2 separate regions of the Homo sapiens genome follow, and region 1 is linked to region 2. Evidence: chromatin loops called from intact Hi-C (ENCODE). Cell type or tissue: pancreas. All regions are shown on one strand. Links, peaks and the distances in the headings refer to the core of each region. The heading gives the core; the rest is flanking DNA.

Region 1 (2,897 bases), core at 282-2,781, 61 kb after region 2:
ACCCAGGTCCCACCCTACTTCAAGGTTTTGCTCCTTCTCAGGGGCCTGCAACCCCCTGCAGCTTCCTCCGACCCCCGTGAGCCCCCTGCCTCATGGCTGAGCATCCCCCGGCACCTTCTTTGTGCTTGTCATTGCCCCTAGTCAGGGGTTGGGGAGTGCGGCTCGGGCCTTGGCTCCTGTGCCTTGCCATGGCCGGGCACACGGTGATGGTGGCCTGTCCTCCGAGCCCAACCAGGGGCAGTGGGAGACCTCGGCCGGGCCCTGGCTTGTGGTGGTGAGTGTGGTGACTGGGGGTGGGGTGGTGGGGTGGAAACACACCTCCCCTCTCTGAGCCTCAATTTCCTCAAGGAGGAAACCAGACTCTCCTGGCTGTGCTCTGGCTCTGGCTCAGAGTCTGAGGCTGGGGGTGAGGCCGGCGCTCAGGCCCCCCATGCTGGGGTGAGGTTAGGCTCTATTCCTGGAGAGAGAGTTACAGAGAGGAGTGGCCCGGCGGCAGGAGGGGGCATCTTCATTGTTATCAGAACAGGTTCACCTGCTCGGCCCGCTCCAGCGACGCCCTTGAGCTCTGGTGTCCACACATTTCAACTTAGCCGGAATTCCCACCCGCATCCCGCCCTGCCTTCCCTTCCCAAAGGAAATCCAAACATCCCAGCCAGCCCCATCCACCGGGGAGCCAGGCTGAGAGCAGGGGCCACTGCGGAGGGCAGGGGAGGGTGCCAGTGCCTCACCTGGGGGGTGCAGTGGGGGCAGGCGGAGCCTTCTCACCTGTGACGAGGCTGCCCCCAGCTCTCTCAGGCCCTTCTGTGCTCAGACCAGCGCTCATTGCCTGGAGGCTCCTCCCGGTCCCTAAATCCTTTCATGTCCTCTGGGACCCAGCTGGCTGGACGGAGGGCACCCGGCCAGTTCCCTAGAAGTGACAGGGTGTGGCACTGTTCACAGAAATTGCAGGAATGAGCTAAAACAAAAAGTTGTCAGTGTGGGCAGGCCTTTCCTTCCTCCTCAGCCCCTCTGGCAGGGGAACTGAAGGCACCAGGTCAGTGCTTTCCACCCGCTCCCACCTCACCTGGTGCATGGAGGGGAGGGAGAAGGAGAATGGAGACCCTCTGTGCCCAGTGAGGCTGGGCCACCTTCCGGGTACTCCACTGATGTTGGGCTGCTCCTGCTAGTCTTTGGTTGGCTGTGGGCACAGGGGGCCTAGAACTGTGGACAGGGGCCTGGCTGTGTGGCCTTGAGAGAATAACCCAACCTCTCTGTGCCTTGGTTTCCCCCTCTCACTGGACTGACCGTTTATGGACAGCTCGAAGCCTGGGTTCCCAGGCTTGGGACTGGCTCTCCTAATGTGTCAGCCGACCACTGCGTCTGTGGGTGGTCTGCAGGGGCGGCCCCCACCCCTTCCTAAGGAGACCCCCTCACTGTCCATCTGTTTGCCTCAGAGCCTGGGCTCCCAGCCGTTGACGGATTGTTTTCCGCATTTTGCTCTGCAGAACACTGGACAGTAAGATGTTCTTGATAAGAGAGTTTTTCCTTCCACGGACTGCGTTCCGCAGCTCCTGGGTGGGGTGCAGAGTGTGTCAGCTCAAGCCAGAAATTCGGTCGTAAAGATGCTGTTTCTCTTCACGTTTCTCAAATGGACTTGGCTTCGGAAATCACTTCTGCAACACAAACCAGCAGCCTGTGCAGCTCTGGGCGGGGGCATGCCGGCTACCCAGCTCCCGGCATTGTTGCACATGGCTTTGAAACGCACGGCACAGCTCGTGTGGCCCAGGGGCACCTCCTGCCACCCTGCCTGCTGCCTCCACCCCAGATGCCGGTCCTCGCTGCTCTCCGGGACCTCTCCCGGCGTGGCTCCACCTCCTCCTCGAGGTCACCGTCCAGGCCTGTTTCAACTAGCGCCTCCAAGCCTTGCTTACCTGCCTCCTGTTTGGGTGAAACTTGGAGCATCTCTATTAACTTAGTTGGTAGCTCCGGTCACCTGCAGTCACCAGGGGCCCAGAGGGACGCACAGAGGGAGACCGGCTGCCTGGGTCCCTCCTGGCTGCCTCACCATCAGGGGCGGGATGAGGAGCTCAGCCTCAGCCACAGTGCGCAAGGTGAAGAGTTTTGATCCCTCGTACATCCTCGAGCCAGGCAGGGCGCCCGGCTTCTATCCCAGGTAGCAGAGTCTCCTATCCCAGGTCTCCGACGGCGACCGCAACCCTTTGCCCGTGGAGGACTTCCCCTGTCTAAGGGCCATTGGGAGTGGGATGGCCTAATTTCTGGGGTCGCTTTCTATTGGGCACTTCAAACAGTGCTGGGCAAGGGCAGTCGTTTGAGGCAGCTTGGAGTGAAGTTCTTAGGGAGGAGGTCCTGCGCAGCTCGGCCAGCCCCGGTCAGGCCCAGGCAGCCACCAACCCTGGTTTCTCCATCACCCCTGACCCCTCCCACAGCCCCTTCTCGTGTTTGCCCACCGTCTAGGCCATGCTTCCACTTTCTCACCTGGCTGGGTATCCCCTATGGGGCACGGGTGTCGGCCCCGCCGAGGCTGGGCTTTGGTCTGTCTTGTTCTCTCTGGGAGGGGTCTGGTGCGGGTGGAATACGTGGAGGGAGCCTCCGTGGGGGGAGCAACTGCTCCCGGTGTTGCAAGGAGGACAGAGCCAATGCCCGCCCCATCGTGTCATGGCCGACGGTGGCCTCAGAAGATGTGTCCACGTCCCCAGTCGCTGGAAGCTGTGCACGAGCTCTTCCTGGAGAAAAGGCCCTTGGCAGATACAAGGATTTTGAGATGAGCTCGTCCTGGAGTATCTGTGTGGGCCCTAAATGCAATGACAAGTGTCCCTATACAGGAAAGGAGAGGAGGGACACTGGAGAGCAGGGGGAGGCCACGTGAGGTTGGAGGCCAGCAGGGGTTACACAGCCAC
Region 2 (2,897 bases), core at 271-2,770:
CCCAGCGAGGAGCAGCACCACGACCCTGCCATTCTTGGGGCCCCATTTCCTCCGTCTCAGAGGGGAGCCTGTCAGATGCTGTGAGCCCTCGGGCCAGCCACCCTCTGAACACAAGGGACAGCAGGTTGAGGGCACAGGCGAGAGTGTGCACGCACCCTGAGGCCACAGAGAATGAAACATGAGGGTCGGTTTCTGCCCAGGAGACAGGTATGTTCTTGAGGCGGGCGCGGGGAAGAGGTAGAACTCTCAGGTGTCCCTGGGGCTGGGGGATCTCACTACCTCTGTAGCTCGTCTTTGAGCATTAATGCTAAGTCCCAGCACCCCGTCCACAGCACCCCAGCCTCAGGGTAACGAGGCCTGGTACCTAACCCACAAAGTGCTCGCTGGTAGGGAGTGTGCAGGCCAGACACTAAGGCATTCCAGTTCTCCCTGGCCCTGTGCCAGGCCACTAACTGGATCCGCTGCACTCAGGGACACCATGTACTATGGTCCCTGCTCTACAGGTGAGGACAGCAGCCTCAAAGAGCCCAGGCCAACTGCTTCCCATGGACTCGCTGCCCCTTCACAGGTCAGGAGTCCCCTGAGACAGCTCAGGGCAGCCTGGGACCAATGCCAAGTTCAGGAGCAGAGGAGAGGGCTAGAGAGGTGGAGGGTCTGCCGGCAGAGACAGGGTGCACCTGGGGAGGGCCAGGGCCACGGCTGGGTGGGGTGGCCCAGGACTATCTGAGTCAGGGAGATGGTGGCTGGAGGGTGGAAACCTTTGACTGGCAGCCCATAGGGGTGGGGTAGGGGGTCATGCCAGTCACCCACACAATGGCTGATGCTCACCCAGCGCTTGTGTACAAAGACCATCTAGGGCCAGCCATGAGCCTCACTTTACAGACGGGGTAACCAAGGTTTAGGAGGCAAATAAACTCTGCTGACCCTGGCACCTGGGGTGAAGAATTCCGGCTGCGTCTTCCTCGGCTAGGCCTTCTGATCAGATCCGAGGCGGTGCCTGCCACCATCACCACCATCAATCTCTTAGGCCCAGCCCCCTCCCTGCCCTGGCCCCACCAGCCCTCCAGAACAGGGTCACATGCCCCACCCTGGTGCCTGCTGGCTCTGGCTTGAATTTTGCTAAATTTGGGTGACTTCCTAAGGCAGCAGGGGGTGGGGTGGGGGTGAGGTTCATCCTGTAAGGAGGGCATCTAGCGTTCCTGCCCCACGGGCCAGCGTCGGGGCTCCTCTCCCTCTGGCCAATGTGGGGAGCCTCCCTAAAGTGCTCCCCTCCCGCCCAGGACCAGGAGCTGCCCCAAAGCAGCACAGTCCAGCAAGCAGGACGCCTGGACCCTTTAAACAACCCGACTGCTGCGCCGTATTCACCGCAATAGGCGGGCAGGAGCGGGACGCACTGCTTCCAGAGTCCCGGCCCTTTAAGCGACCCACACTCCCCGCGTCGCATTCACCCTAATAGGCGGGCATACAAATGCCGTTGCCTGGAGCCGCAGCCCAGCGAATGGGACCCACAGCGGCGCGCCCTTTAGTTGACTCTGTCTTATTCGCCGCAATAGCTGATCAGGAGAAATCCCGCTGGCTGCCAGGAAAGGGGCGCGGAGATGCGGATGCTCCGCCCCAACACCACGCCTTCCTCTGCTGACCATCCCCAAAGTCCCCTTTAAATGACAACCCTCCCCCCCCCCACCCCGCCCCCACACCGAGCGCCGTATTCACCCCAATAGCACATCAATCCCTCCGCAACGCCGGGATACTGAGCTCTCCCTCCCCTGGCCGAGGAAGGCCCTTCCCCGCGAGGAAGCAGCTGAGAATGGGCCAGCGAGAGAAGGGACAAAGGCACGGGCGACAGAGCTCCCTCTGTGCTGTCCCCCAGCGTCTGGAGGCCCGTTCCCGCCTTGCTCAGAAGCACAGGGCACTTACCAAGGGGCCATCCGTGACCAGCAGTCAGGGGCATGCTGTCTCCAAGCTGGGGTGGTGCTTCTGCTCTGCCAGGTACGGCAGCGCTTACTGAAGGTTTGCCATCTCCCCTGGCCTTGGATGAAGGGAAGGCGACCCCAGGCTGGTCACAACAGGCAGCCTGACCAGCTGCCTGCCGAGGTGGGGTATCCCTCAAATCTCCTCCCTGTTTTCCACTTAAAATCCCTAAGAATGTACATATTTAGAAGGAATACTGTTCAGTTGTTGAGCCTCAACTTTCCCCTTCATCCTTGTCTTCGTGTCAGCAGGGTGAGAGGGGATCTATGGACCAGTTAAGTCCATCTGCATTCACCAAACACACTATTAGGCATCCCGAGGAGGTGAGACACCCTAAGGGCTCCATTCCTAAATCAGAGATGATGGGACTCTGGGAAGAGTCACGCCCTCTTGTCCTTCCCATCCTAGAGCATGGAGGAAATGAGCTGGTCACGTCCCACACCAGCCGATGCTGGTGAAACCAGGACATGGTGGGTGGGACTTGCTAGATGGGGGCAGCCAGTCTCAATCTACTGACCTCCCTGGGATGAGACAGTATGACGGCTTTCCACATGTGCCTCACTTAACCGTAGAACACCTACTGTGTGCCAGCCCCTGGGAAGAGAGCCCGGAGCAGACTTGCAGGCAACCGTGCATGGGGACAGACACCGCGCACCAGCGGCACCCACCAGGGACAGATGCCACGCACCAGCGGCGCCCACCATGAACCTGGCTTGGCCCAATCGCTTTCTCCATAGGAAGCCATTCAATTAAACAAACATGACCATTTCAGTATAAATAAAGAGAAAACAAAACACAGAGCTGAGAGCTGCTTTGGAATGGGTAACGGGCCAGGAACAGAGACTCTCTCAGAGAGGCAGCATCTGAGCTGGGACCTGAATTAGATGGAGCCCACCAAATGCAGATCCAAGGAGGGGCCGAAAGCA

What was found. A loop is a pair of places that touch in the nucleus more often than their neighbours do. Peaks named below come from ENCODE experiments on the same cell type or tissue, not always from the same donor. Only the 100,000 strongest peaks of a DNase experiment are listed, where the experiment ranks them.
Region 1: a loop joins it to region 2, with 5 times the contacts of the local background. A loop is called at or near these places in 15 of 110 quality-filtered maps.

Annotation. Positions count from the first base shown.
Region 1 is chr11:3,220,086-3,222,982 of GRCh38, forward strand. MRGPRG-AS1 (MRGPRG antisense RNA 1) reads left to right here. Exons shown (of 2, transcript NR_027138.1): 2 at 1,485-2,897. Among named protein-coding and RNA genes, the nearest start is that of MRGPRG, 2.7 kb to the left of the region's middle. RefSeq lists an enhancer at 1-786. In pancreas, for the core only: no CTCF peak of the experiment used is centred there; a DNase peak (open chromatin) is centred at 1,816.
Region 2 is chr11:3,159,001-3,161,897 of GRCh38, forward strand. All of the region lies in intron 1 of OSBPL5 (oxysterol binding protein like 5), which reads right to left. Among named protein-coding and RNA genes, the nearest start is that of OSBPL5, 4.9 kb to the right of the region's middle. In pancreas, for the core only: no CTCF peak of the experiment used is centred there; DNase peaks (open chromatin) are centred at 521, 1,461 and 1,871; H3K4me3 peaks cover 1,215 bases.